2 separate regions of the Homo sapiens genome follow, and region 2 is linked to region 1. Evidence: read pairs that join two places in POLR2A ChIA-PET (ENCODE). Cell type or tissue: PC-9. All regions are shown on one strand. Links, peaks and the distances in the headings refer to the core of each region. The heading gives the core; the rest is flanking DNA.

Region 1 (7,243 bases), core at 1,596-4,095:
AAGCGATCCTCCCACCTCAGCCTTCCGAGTAGCTGGGACCACAGGCACGTACCACCATGCCTGGCTAATTTTTTGTATTTTTAGTAGAGACAGGTTTTTGCCATGTTGCCCAGGATGGTCTCAAACTCCTGAGCTCAAGCCATCCACCCACCTCAGCCTCTCAAAGCGCTGGGATTACAGGCATGAGCCACCAGACTCAGCCTTGTTTCTCATTTATACAGGTAGCGATTGGAGGCTCAGGAAGGGAATTCATTGCCCAAGGTTGAACACTCAGTGGGAGAAGCAGGCCAGGACACAAGCAGGAGGGGCTCCAAAGCTGAGTTTGTTGCTGCAGAGCCTTTCCTGAGGTTGGGGAGGGTGTCTGCAGAAGGAGGCTGGAGACTGCTGTAGAATCACTACTACTGGTGACATCGTTGTTCTTCTCTGACCTGACCCCTGAGTTGGTCAGACTTGGCCATGTGGACAACCCCCTGCTTCTCCCACTCTCTGCTGCCCTAACCTGAGACTGGTTATTCAAGTGTCTTCCTCACTGTCTCCCCCAAACAGGAAGTATTTTTTGATGCTCTTGCATCTGGGGCTGACCCAACACTGCTCATCCCATGTGGTCATTGCTGGCTTACAGGTCAGTCTGGCCCTTGCATTCGATGTTCTGTAAGGACAGAGCTCATGGTGCTGGCTCTGAGAAGGAAACAGGAAGTGGCAGATGGAAGGGTGGGTAGGTGGGTAGGTAGATGAATGGATGAGCCGGCGGATGAGTGGGCAGATGTGTGTGTGTACGGACAGGTGGGTGGATGCATGGATGGACAGGTGGATGAATAGATGGGCAGATGGATGGATAAATGGAAAGGTGGGTGGGTGGATGGATGGATGGATGGGTGCGTGGATGGTTGGATGGTTGGATGGATGGATGGATGGATAGATGGGTGGGTTGGTTGGTGGATATGTGGATACATAGATGGATTGATGGACAAGTGGATGGGTGGATGGATGGATGGATTGATGGACAGGTGCATGGGTGGGTGAGTGAATGGATGGATGGGTCGATGAGTGGGTGAGTAGATAGATGGATGGATGGATGGACAGGTGGGTGGGGGTGGGGTGGGTGGATGGATGGATGGATGGATGAATAGGTGGGTGGGTAGACAGATAGATGGGTGGGTGGATGGCCAGGTATGGTAGCTCACATCTGTAATCCCAGCACTTTGGGAGGCCAAGGCGGGCAGATCACCTGAGGTCAGGAGTTTGAGACCAGCCTGGCCAATATGGTGAAACCTATCTGTACTAGAAAAAAAAAATACAAAAAATTAGCCAGGCATGGTGGCATGTGCCCGTAATCCCAGCTACTTAGGAGGCTGAGGCAGGAGAATTGCTTGAACCCGGGAGGCGAAGGCTGCAGTGAGCCGAGATCATGCCACTGCACTCTAGCCTGGGCAACAGAGTGAGACGTCTCAAACAAAAAAAAAAAGATGGGTGGGTAGGTGGATAAATAGGTGGATGGGTGGATGGGTGGATGGGTGGATGGATGGGTAGATGGATGGGTGGATGGGTGGATGGGTGGGTGGGTGGATGGGTGGTTGGATGGATGGGTGGATGGGTGGTTGGGTGGGTGGGTGGGTGGATGGGTGGTTGGGCGGGTGGGTGGATGGGGAGGTGGGTGGATAGGTGGATGGGTGGGTGGATGGGTGGGTGAATGGTGTGTTCTCAGCAGCAGCCAGAGGACCACTCCTGTCTCCCTGTATATGCTGATTTGCTGGGGTTTCTGGCCAGAAAGAATCATATAGGCTGTCCATAAAACAGCTGGAGAGGTGGGTAAAGTTTACCCTGCAGATGACAAGGCTCAGGGGAGCAGGAGAGCTGCCTTTGAATATTTAGAGGACTGTCCCTTGGGAGTAGGCAAGGACACCCCTCCTGAGCCTCACGGCTCCACAGGTGGACCAAGAACCAGTGGCAGAAGTACCAGGGAGGCAGATGGTTTCTTGAGGCTCAAGCTGCCTGCTGGTTTCAGACACCTTCTCTTCTGGGGCTTCTGCCAAATGGTAAATGGAACCCGATCTTTTTGCAAACTTACATTTTTAGTTCTGAAATTGTTGATGACTCCAAACATTTTTATAATTAACAAAGTGTCTTGGCTGGGCATGATGGCTTAGGCCTGAAATCCCAGTGCTTTGGGAGGTCAGGGTGGGAGGATCACTTGAGGCCAGGAGTTCCACACTAGCCTAGGCAGCATGGTGAGACTCTGTCTCTACAAAAAGTTGTTTAAAAAAGTAGCCAGAAGTGGTGATGCACGTCTATGGTCTCAGCTACTCGGGAGGCTGAGGTAGGAGGATTGCTTGAGGCAGGGAGTTTGAGGCTGCAGTGAGCTGTGATCTTGCCACTACATTCCAGCCTGGGTAGCAGAAAGAAACCCTGTCTGTAAATGAACAAACAAATCAACAAAGCATCTTTTTTTAAAAAATAATTTTATACTTAAACATATTAAAAATTATATTATTGTAATAGAGATAGGGTCTCACTGTGTTGCCCAGGCTGATCTCAAACTCCTGGGCTCAAGCCACCCTCCTGCCTTGGCCTCCCAAAATTCTGGAGTTATAGGCGCAAGCCAACGTAGCTGGCCAACAAAGTGTCCTTTGAATGAAAGCAAAACAGTCATAGTCATAAATGACACAGAGATTTTTTTTTTTTTTTTTGAGACGGAGTCTCGCTGTCACCCAGGCTGGAGTGCAGTGGCGCGATCTTGGCTCACTGCAAGCTCCGCCTCCCGGGTCACGCCATTCTCCTGCCTCAGCCTCCTGAGTAGCTGGGACTATAGGCGCCCACCACCATGCCTGGCTAATTTTTGTATTTTTAGTAGAGATGGGGTTTCACCGTGTTAGCCAGGATTTCCTGACCTCGTGATCCACCCGCCTAGGCCTCCCAAAGTGCTGGGATTACAGACGTGAGCCACCGCACCCGGCCGACACAGAGATGTTTATGATGGGAAGTAACACTGTGCCCCCAACCTCCCCACCCCAGTTTTTCTTCCCAGGGTCTCCCCAAGAGCTGCTTCCTTTGACTCCTGCTGTGTGTAGTTCTGCTGACAATGACCTGGACAGCTCTGCGCCATGCACAGCGTCTCTTTTCTCCGACTTACCAAATTTTAGACACTACTGACTCCTCCATGTGAAAGATGGGAATTCAGCTACATCACATTACCCTACAAACTTTATTGTTAATGTAATTATTTTTATTTCTTCTACTGCTTTTTTGGTAACTTTATTTATTTATTTATTTATTATTTATTTTCGAGATGCAATTTCGCTCTTATTGCCCAGGCTGGAGTGCAGCGGCACAGTCTCGGCTCACTGCAACCTCTGCCTTCTGGGTTCAAGTGATTTTCTTGCCTCAGCCTCCCGAGTAGCTGGGATTACAGGTGCCCACCACTACGCCCAGCTAATTTTCTATTTTTAGTAGAGACGGAGTTTCACTATGTTGGTTGGGCTGGTCTCGAACTCCTGACCTCAGGTGATCTGCCCACCTCAGCCTCCCAAAGTGCTGGGATTACAGGTGTGAGCCACCATGCCCAGACTTTTTTTTTTTTTTTTTTTTTGAGACAGTTTCTCTCTGTTGCCTATGCTGGAGTGCGGTGGCGTGATCTCAGCTAACTGCAACCTCTGCCTCCCGGGTTCAAGTGACTCTCCTGCCTCAGCCTCCCAAGTAGCTAGGCCTACAGGCGCGCACCACTACACCCAGCTAATTTTTGTATTTTTAGTAAAGATGGGGTTTCACCACGTTGGCCAGGCTGGTCTGGAACTCCCGACCTCAGGTGATCGCCCACCTCAGCCTCCCAAAGTGCTGGGATTACAGGCTTGAACCACTGCGCCCGGCATATGTTTTAATTTAATTTTTAAAGACAGGGTCTTGCTCTGTCACCCAGGATGGAGTGCAGTGGTGTGGACACAGCTCACTGCAGCCTCGAACTCCGGGGCCCAATCGATCCTCCCACCTAGTCCTCCTGTGTGACTGGGACTACAGGCGTACACCACGCTGCCAGCTACTTTTTGTATTTTTGCAGAGCGGGGTTTCACCGTGTTGCTCAGGCTGGTCTTGAATTCCTGAGCTTAAGTGATCTGACTGCCTCAGCCTCCCAGATTGCTGGGATTACAGGCATGAGCCACTGCTCCCGGCCCTTGGTAACTTTAAATAATATTCTTTCTGCTATTAGGGAAACAAGAGCCTAGGAGAGCCAGGGTCACAACATCTTAAAACAAACTTCATCTTAAAACTAGTAAAGGACATTCCTTGCCAGTCACATAGTACTGAGATATTTACAAATGAGAAAACAGCTTAAAAATACCTGCAAGGACACACTCCCACAACGATGAAAAGTCCAGATGTTCTGATAGACACAATAATATATGCTTTCAAGATAATTCTACTTATGCTGTTTGTACCTGCATACTAAAATGTCAAGGATAGTTTTCTTTAAATCAACCGAATAATAAATTCTGTCATGCTATCAGCCCACCCGCGCACGTGGGCACAGCTTAGTTTAGTCTTTATACAGATAAGACCCCCATATAAAAAAAACTTAAAGCGGGCGCATTTTCTCTGCTTTCTGAGGTCGTCTCGCTCTGTAACTGAGTGGCTTTCAATAATGAGCTTTTAGGCCAAGTGCAGTCGCTCACGCCTATAATCCCAGCACTTTGGGAGGCCGAGGCAGGCGGATCACCAGAGGTCAGGAGTTCGAGACCAGCCTGGCTAACGTGCTAAAATCCCATCTTTACTAAAAATGCGAAAATTAGCCAGGCGTGGTGGTGGGGGCCTGTAATCCCAGCTACTCGGGAGGCTGAGACAGGAGAATTGCTTGAAACCGGGAGGCAGAGCTTGCAGTGAGCTGAGATGGTGACATTGTACTCCAGCCTGGGCAACAGAGTGAGACTCCGTCTCAAAAAAAAAAAGAATATGTTTACTTTCACACTCACCTCTGACCTCCTCTTGGGAAGACGAGGTTACCGGTGCCTTCCCTTCTCTTCCACTTTCAGATTTCTTCCCGGTCAGCCCCAAACACTGAATGTAAATACGGTCCAACATCAACCTGCAAACGAACACTGACATGAAAGTGCAGTTGGAAAGGATCTCGCAAAGGAACAGAATCTGGTGATCCTAATCGTAATGAACGTGATCGCCGGGTATTGAGAGCTTGCAGGTACCAGGGCTCCGGCACTACGTGTTTCACAGGGGCCACTCGGTAGACCTCTTGGTGACCTTGAGGTCAGGTACCACGTTCCCATTTTACAGAGGAGGAAACTGAGATAACCTACGACAGCGAAAAGGTAGCAGAGCTGGGACTGGTGCCCAGGCTCGCCGAGTGGAAAAGCCCTCGGCCACCGTGGAGAGCTCGCTTCCTGTGGTCTGAAGCGTCGCCCCTGCACCGGCTTCTGCTGCCAAGGATGGCTTTTCCTCACTGGTGCCCACCTACGCTCACTTGTGTCATGTGGTTAAGCCCTTTTGGCAACATAAGACCTTTCCCAAGAATGTGCCTCGGTGCAGAGGAAGACGGTGGGGGCAGGCCCCCTCCCCGGGATGCTCCACCCTCCCTGACCTCACACGGGTGCAACCTGGGCCGTGGCCGAGACCTGCTGTGTGGCAGACAATGGGAAGCCTGTGTGTCGTCCTGGGTGCCGGATTTAGACAATATTTAGCTTTCCCTTGGTGGAAAAGCCTTTCCCCTCCTGCTTTGGGCAGGAACTGGTTCCTGTTGGGCGGGGCCTGGCTGCTGCCCCACCCCCACCCGGCCGGGCACCTTGACCGGCAGCTCTCCGGGCTGCTCCCTGCCTGTGTCCCTGAGCACTGACTCCAGAGGTTTAATCATTAACGGGCACGTTTGGCCTTCGGTCGTGGGCTGGAATTTGGGACCTGTGCCCGGGAACAATGATCTCCGACACATTATTTTGTGTAAAATCACTTTTAGCTGCCATTAGCTAATAAAGCTGGAATAAAGTGAGGTCCATTAACCAGCACTGGCCTCTCGGCCTCTGGGGCTCCTTGGGAGGGACCCAAGGGACTCACCTTTTGAGGACCGTGAAATCGCCGCTAGAAAATGTGCTTACAATTGTGGTCCAGCACTGAAGCTGCTCAGTATGTTTTCAGTCCCCTCTGTGGCAACCCCGTGTGTGGTTTTGGGGACTGGCAGAGTGCCCTGGAAGCGTGCCCACGTGCTGCAGATCCACCAGAGGAAATGCTCGGGAAACGCTGACGCCTGCTTTGCCCCCTGTTTCAGGGTCACCGAATGAGAAGCTGTTGGGATGAATGGCTCCCCCACCCTCCTAGCCCGGGCCAGGGGTCGCCCAGCAGCAATGCCCACCTCCCTTCGTCATGGGAGGAGCTAGTGCTCCAGTCAGCCCTTTTCATCCTGAGCTGTTTGCTGGAAGTCACCAGTGGGTATCCACAGCGCAAGCCTCCTCTCTCTCCTTCCCCCAACCTCTGAGACAGCTGGCTGGATGCTCCCTCCAACCCCATTCCCCTGCCCTCTCCTGAGGACAGCTCTGTCGGGAGCAGGGCCTCCCAGCAAGAGCCAGCAGCTGCGCTGTTTCTGCTGCTCCAGCATTTCGGGGGCAGCTGGCTGGAAGGGTAGGGGCGATTTAGAGAGGCCCACTGGCAGGTGTGGTGATGGGACTCCATGTCTCCCGCATGGGACGCCCCCTCCTCCCTGGGCTTCATTCTTAGGGTCCCCAGTCATTCTTCCCTGGGCACAGCCCTCCCTCTCTGTGCCTCATTAGCTCATCCCCAAGTCCACCCTACAGCTGGTCACCTCCGTCTTGGTGCAGCCTGCCTCCATGGCCCCGCCTGAATGCTGAGTGCCCAAGGGCCAGTGTTGCAAGGGGACCCCACCAGCCTTTCTACAGAGGCAACCAGAACCCTCTGGCCTCTCCCCATCTTCCTGCCCTCCCACATTTCTGCCTCCCTAGCTCTGCCCCCTGCCCCAGGAAGCTGAGGCTGCAAACTCAGAATCTGCCTTCGCCTCTGGTGCGCTGCCAACTCCCCCTTGGGCAGGCCTGTCGCCTGCAGCCTGTGTCTGTGCTGCCCTCCACTGCCGTGGCAGTGCCCAGGCCAACTGGTCGGCATGCTTGGGCTCAGGGACAACTTCACGGTCAGCACGTGGCTGTGCATGGCCTTGGACACCTGGAACGTGGAGCCGGTCAGCCAGCAGCTTTCAGACAGGGAGGGGCCGAAGGGTCCAGGCCACACAGAGGGCCAGGGCCAG
Region 2 (7,243 bases), core at 1,798-4,297, 430 kb before region 1:
TAGAAACACAGGCATGACAGAGAAGACTTTATCACTTAACTCTCTTAGGCCATTCATTAATTACACAGTAAGTAGGGGGAAAAGGTACATATCTTAATATACAGCACCTCCATGGCCAGGTGCGGTGGCTCACACCTGTAATCCCAGCACTTTGGGAGGCTGAGGTGGGCGGATCATGAGGTCAGGAGATTGAGACCATCCTGGTGAACATGGTGAAGCCCCGTCTCTACTAAAAAATACAAAAAAATTAGCTGGGCGTGGTGGCGGGTGCCTGTAGTCCTAGCTACTGGGGAGGCTGAGGCAGGAGAATGGTGTGAACCCGGGGGGCGGAGCTTGCAGTGAGCGGACATCGTGCCACTGCAGTTCAGCCTGGGTGACAGAGTGAGACTCCGTCTCAAAAAAAAAAAAATAACAGCACTTCCATTAGCCCATAGTATAGCTGTTTTAATCCCCTTTTCAGGATACATAACAGCTGTGTGCTAGGATATTATCGTCATAACTATTCCAATGTGTGATGACTATGAGGTATATTATTTTCTCAGAGTTGGGCAATACATAACATTTGAATAAGCCAGACTAACATCTTTCTAGGCTATAGTTCTAATGTAGAGCAATAAAAATAGAACCAAACAAAATATACAAACATGTGGAACCTAAAACACACAGAATTCTTGGATCAAAGAAAAATTGCAAACAAAAATTACAGTATATCTAGGAATTAATGATAATAAGCTGTGTGTCAGAACCTATGTAATACTGCTTTTTGGTGCTCCGGGAAATTTGTAGCCTTAAACACATTATTAAACAAGAATGACAAGGAATGCATTAAACATTAAACTAATAGTTTAGAAAAGGGAACAAAATAAATCTCAGGAATAAATAATAATGTAAGGAGTCAGTAAAGCTAAAGGCAGAAAATAATGAATTTGAAAACAGTAGAAATGGTAAATCCAAAACTTTGGTGGGTGTCCCCCCCCCTCCCACCGACAAGGAAGTGAGAAGAGAGGCAATGAAATAGATAAGCTACTAAGTGCTGCCAGGGGGAAGGGAGAGAAAACACAGAAAAATGAGGGGGAAATACCAGATACTGAAGAATTTAAATTATTATAAAGGAACCTTTTCTGCAACTCTGAAAAATGTTAGAATATCCAAAGAAATTGATAATTTTCTAGGAAAACATGACTTACCAAAATTAACTCTAGAAAAGAATCGATACACATCAGTAACAACAGAAGTTGAGAAAGTAGTTAACATATTGCCAAACCTGGAATTCATGATTGAATTCTTTGAGATCTACTGTGAGTACATACTCTGCCTCTGTTCAGCTGTTCCAGAACTTAAGAAGAGGAACTTCCAAATTCTTTTCTCAAATTCAGAAACAATGCTATTGAAATATATTGGAAACAGGAACGAAAACTACAGTTCAGTTTCACTTATAATATCCATTCTAAAATTGGGAATTAAAAATACTAGCATATAGGACTAAATACTGGTACATTTATCTTTGTTTCCCCAAAGATTCACTAAATGATGGTAACGGAATTAAAAAGGAGGGGAAAAGAGTCCAGGAATTGAGTACTGAGGCATTCTCAGGAAGAGCACCAAGAGAGGGAGGAGATACCCAGCGGTCACAGTGGAAGTCGTCTTTGAGACTTAGAGCGTTTGAGGAAGGGGTCGTCTTTAAAATAGGTTACCTACCTAGCACTTGGGAGACCAGACCAGCCTGTGGCAACCAGTGACATCAGTTCCTTTGAGTCTTTCCAGAGATACTCTGTATATTAAGAAGCAAATTTTTTTTTCCTTTTTTACACAAATGCATTTTCTTGAAAATTCCTTCTCATGAACTTTGCCAGCCTCTCTGTCTTGGTTTGTCTGAGAGGGCCTTTGATGCACTCTTCCATTTAGGTGCTGTGGTAGTTGAGGCAAAGGGACAGTTTCTGTAGAGTGATGAGGGAGTGACTTAGGTGGCCTGGTCTTCTGTCCCTTATCTGTGTATCTGGAGAAGGGAGCCTGAACACCTTCATTGTGATGGTTTAGATCAGTTTTATGTCTGTAACCCCCGTGTTCTCTTTTACATACTCATTTTACTTTCGTATCGGTTGGTAAAATTGTCTTTTTTTTTTTTTTTTTTTACTAGAGACTAAAATTCTCTCTCTCTTTTTTTTCTACTTGTCAAAAGGTAAAATTTTATTTTTCCAGTGGTAATACTTGACAACCCCCAGGTCTTGGCTATTGGGACATGTTTCTTTACTTCTCTGATACCGTAGATTTAGTGTCCTTGATATCCCCATTGCCAGGATTCCAAATCTTTGCCTTCAAAGGTATTTATTCTCCTCTTGTGTGCCAGTTCCATAGAGGATGTATAGATGTGAAAATGTGTGGAGGATATAGATTGATCAGTAAGGAGAGAATTCTTTCAATTTATACGTTTCCATGTAATTTGATTTCTTTTTTCCAACTAACATCTATTTAAGATTGAAAAGGGAATGTGGAGAAATAAGTTGTATTAAGATAGTAGAAATAGGCTGGGCGCGGTGGCTCACGCCTGTAATCCCAGCACTTTGGGAGGCCGAGGCGGGCGGATCACGAGGTCAGGAGATCGAGACCATCCTGGCTAACATGGTGAAACCCCGTCTCTACTAAAAATACAAAAATTAGCTGGACATGATGGCGGGCACCTGTAGTCCCAGCTACTAAGGAGGCTGAGGCAGGAGAATGGTGTGAACCTGGGAGGCGGAGCTTTCAGTGAGCCAAGATGGCGCCACTATACTCCAGCCTGGGCGACAGAGCGAGACTCCATTTCAAAAAAAAAAAGTAGAAATAAGGTGAGTTTCTCTTATTTAAATGGCCTTTTACAATTACAAAACTTTAAAATTTTTCTGGTATAGTCCTTATAGGGACTTTCCTTAAAGTTCACATTTGCCTTTCAGTACATTATTCCTATCCAAATTTAACTATCTTTGGTCATCAGATTCTGAGATTATGAAGTCTCTGGCATTTTTATCTCACTTGTATGCAAATTGTCAACTTCGTAAAAAGCTCTGTGCCAGTACCCACCTGTTGCTCTGGACTTTTCTATATCAGCAGCTTATAATTTGTTGATTTTTTTTTTTAGTTAAATTTCTAAGGTAGCAATGTGGAATCCTGAGATGAACGTAGACTTTGGAGTCAGGCAACCCACAATGAGAATCCTGGCTCCAGCATATATTAGCTGAGTCTTTGGATGAGTTTCCTAACCTGTCTCAGTCGTCTGTCTCTGTATACTGGAGATGATCATACTCAGCTGATAGAGTTGTGAAAATTAAGCTTAGATAAGACTGTGAATGTGAAGCATCTGGCTCTATGCGTCAGACACAGCAGGCACTAGATAACTGTTAGCTTCCTGCTTCCTCCCTGTCCTGCTTGTTTAACTTAGCATAAAGCTTATTTACACATTTGCTGCCTGCCAGTATCTACCTAATACATAATTCCAATAGAGAGGTGAATACATAAAGTTATTTGGGCTAATATCCTGCCACTACCTCTCTTGGGATTCTTTGGCTGCTCTTTTTGCCTACGGAATTAAATTTTTACTAGTCTTCTATCTGGTCCCATTTACCTGTCCTTTTTGTTTTCACATTGCATCCCTGGTATGACCTCTGCTGTAACTCAGGAGTTCTCGCATTTTAATATGGTGTCTGCAGAATATTAGTTATCCACTGCTGCCTAACAAATTCCTCCAGAACTTAGCAACTTAAAGCCAAATCTTTTGAATTCCTGTAATAGTCCATCTTTTTCCTGCTTTTTGGCTCTAATTCACTTTGTTTCATTTCTGCTGTACTGTTAGTAGAGACTTAAAAATGATTGCCTTCATTTGACCTGCTCCCCTGTCATCAGAACTGTGACAACTCTGTAACAAGCATTGTGCTGCGGAGGATTTAAAAGCTATGTGGTCATTAGAATGCTGAGGCTGGCTCAGACCGCAGTTGTTGGTAGTTAGTGCTTTCATGCAGGCATTTATCAAACAAATGCATTTCAGTTGTGTGCCAGCCTTGGTTTCAGGTATACAGTAGTGAAAGGAGACAGGCATGCTCCCTGTGGGTGACACAAGGATAACAAACAGGTGCACAAAAATGTGTCTTCATAGCTTGAAAGACATCCCAGGAAAGAAGTGAACAGATGGGCTATGATGTAAAACAAGGAGACCTACTTAGATACGTTTTCAGAGAATCTGCCTGAGACTTAAAGGATGAAAAGGGAGAAGACATTTAAAGGAATTTAGTATGTTCTGTGGCCAGGCGCGGTGGCTCACATCTGTAATCCCAGCACTTTGGAGGCCAAGGCAGACAAATCACCTGAGGTCAGGTGTTCGAGACCAGCCTGGCCAACGTGGCAAAACCCCGTCTCTGCTAAAAATACAAAAATTAGCCAGGCATGGTGGGACCTACAATCCTAGCTGCTCTGGAGGCTGAGACAGAAGAATCCCTTGAACCTGGGAGGCGGAGGTTGCAGTGAGCCGATATTGTGCCACTGCATTCCAGCCTGGGCATCAGAGTAAGACTCCGTCTCAAAAATAAATAAATAAACAAACAGTATGTTCTAGTAACTAAAAGGAGTTGGGGTGACTAGAACGTACCTTTGAGGGGTATGCAGAAGTTGGCAGGTTGCAGGGATGCCATGGCCATGGTCAGGGTTTCATTCTCAGTGCTGTGTATCCTGAGCTATATTGATATGGCATCCAAAGTGGAGATTGTTGTCTTTTTTTTTTTTTTTTTTTTTTTTTGAGTTGGAGTCTTGCTCTGTCACCCAGGCTGGAGTGCAGTGGCATGATCTCAGCTCACTGCAACCTCCAGGAGGTGTTGTAATTTAGCAGTTGGGAAGTAATTGGGAGATTTGAATTCTAGCTACCAATTCAACTATAATGGATTGGAAAACAAGATTTCTGTGTTAGTTTAACAGAGGAGAGCTAAAAAAGAACTCAGGCCTGAATGGTTGTCAGGAATTTACTTGGGTGACTATCTTCTCATCTCAGAACATAAAATGTAGGAATTACCACAGTTGCAAAGGGAGATGTTTATGTTGGAGATAAAAATGCTCCTCCCTTCAAAAATGAGACAGTATTTTAGATAGGAAAGGTTATTTATCTGATTACATGTTTTAAAATTCTGAGCGTAAGGTTATATGTCAAATCCTGTCCATGGGCTGGGCACAGTGGCCCACACCTGTGATCCTAGCACTTTGGAAGGCTGAGGGGGAGGATTGATTGAGCCCAGGAGGTCAAGGCTACAGTGAACTATGATCACACCACTGCACTTCAACCTGGGCAGCAGAGCGAGACCCTGTCTCAAAAAATAAAAATAAATTAACAAAAAAATCTGGTCCATGTCCATCTCCTCTTAGCTGCTAATTCAATTTTAGATTAGACACAGTGGACAAGGACAAGTATGGTGAGAGTCCTGTGATTTCTCACCAGCTTCCTTTCCACATAGGCCGCTGCTTCTCTTCTTCCAAGGTTTTTCCCCGCTTTTGCCTCCTGGAGGTTGTATCCTGGGTGTTAGGAGACTGGGTTCCGGACACATTCCCCACAGAAGGATAGCAGGACCTTAGAAGATCTTTTTCTTTCTTTTCCTGGTTTCCTCTTGTTTGCAAGAGGGTTGAATAGGATGGTCTCTAAAATCCTGTTGTTTTTCTGGGTTATATTAACCCAGGCCATAATGATAAGAACCTGCTCTGAATTCACAACATGTATTTATACAACAGCAATTTAATATTTCTTATTCTGTGGAATGGCTAGGAAGCTCTGCTGGTCTTGGTTGGATGGTTTTTTGTTTGTTTTTTTTTGAGACAGGGTCTCGCTTTGTCGCCCAGGCTGGAGTGCAGTGACGCCATCAGCTCTCTGCAACCTCCACTTCCCAGGCTCAAGTGATTCTCTTGCTCAGCCTCCCGAGTAGCTGGGACTACAGACACATGCTACTGCACCCAGCTAATTTCTGTATTTTTAGTAGAGATGGGGTTTCACCATGTTGCCCAGGCTGGTCTCGACCTCCTGAGCTCAAGTGATCCACCCACCTTGGTTTCCCAAAGTGCTGGGATTACAGGTGTGAGCCACCGTGCTCGGCTGGTTTTTCTTAAGGTCTCACCTGGGTTCACTTGTGTGGCTGAATTCAGCTGGTGGTTTGGCAGGGGCTGGATGCAGTTACAACAGAGGATCTGTCTCTTTAAATAACTACCCTTCATCCCCAAAGAGGCCAGACCAGCTCCTTCACAGTGCTCCAAGAGAGCAAGCCATGACGCCCAAGCATTTTATCCAGCCTCTGCTTGCTTCAGTTTGCTAAGGTCCCACTGGCCAAAGCAGATTACATGGCCAGGTCTAATGTCAATATGAAGGGGGCACTCCACAAAAGCGTGAACATGTAAGGCATGACTCATGAGGGTCACTAATGTAATAGTCACCACAACCTCCATGCTAAGTTACCTATATTCTCCAGTGAGGATTTCTCAAGGTGGTTTTGTTCATAGTCTTCTAATAGAATTATTTGGAATTATCAGTTTAATATGCTTATGATGTATTTCACTGGAACCATACAGGTTTTGATTCGCAGAGTTGGGAGCCCTGGGTAGATACTGAATCAGACTAAGTTTAATCACAGAAATTATTCCTGCGTAAGTCTGATCTTATGTTTTCAAGATAGCATTGTAAAATTCAGAGTATGTTACCATCCCCCTTTGAGACCTCTGCTGTTTTTAATAAATGGAAGCATTTGGGAATACTATTTGGTAATAGTTTATTAAAACTACTTCAGAGATATTCTGGACTTTCATATTAGTCTTAGATATGGATTAATAAACATTAGCAATGAATCTGTTATCTAAGAGAAAAATTTAAATTTATATTACAACAGTGGAATATAATGTTTAATAACTTGTGTTGGGGGGATTATGTGTTTTGTTTGTTTTTTTTTTTAGCTCTTCAGAGAAGTAAGAATAATGAAGATTTTAAATCATCCCAATATAGGTACTTTCTGCTTTTTTAAATATTTTGGGGTCTAAATACGTACTTGAAATTATGTCATAAAGCTAAACACGTATTCTAGAAATGGTAGAGTACACTTCTAGTAAAATATATATACAAGTTGTTGATCATTTGTATTAGCTTTTTGAAATTGCTGAAGACAGGTTAAAAGCTTAGGTATTAAACGTTGAATTTAAAGCTTTAATCTGGTAGAAACATCTGTACTCTGATTATAATTTTCTAATTTTTAAG

The links. ChIA-PET counts read pairs that join two places held together with the same protein. Peaks named below come from ENCODE experiments on the same cell type or tissue, not always from the same donor. Only the 100,000 strongest peaks of a DNase experiment are listed, where the experiment ranks them.
Region 2: POLR2A ChIA-PET joins it to region 1 with 7 read pairs; 4 of 35 experiments call an interaction of 5 or more read pairs at or near these places.

Annotation. Positions count from the first base shown.
Region 1 is chr14:103,874,383-103,881,625 of GRCh38, forward strand. It overlaps LOC105370689 (a long non-coding RNA gene), which reads left to right. Exons shown (of 3, transcript NR_188198.1): 2 at 3,013-3,213; 3 at 5,022-5,996. Among named protein-coding and RNA genes, the nearest start is that of PPP1R13B-DT, 30 kb to the left of the region's middle. RefSeq lists enhancers at 5,570-5,864, 5,723-6,405, 7,089-7,243. In PC-9, for the core only: no CTCF peak of the experiment used is centred there; no DNase peak of the experiment used is centred there.
Region 2 is chr14:103,441,974-103,449,216 of GRCh38, forward strand. It overlaps MARK3 (microtubule affinity regulating kinase 3), which reads left to right. Exons shown (of 18, transcript NM_001128918.3): 4 at 6,946-6,994. Among named protein-coding and RNA genes, the nearest start is that of MARK3, 60 kb to the left of the region's middle. In PC-9, for the core only: no CTCF peak of the experiment used is centred there; no DNase peak of the experiment used is centred there; H3K27ac peaks cover 658 bases.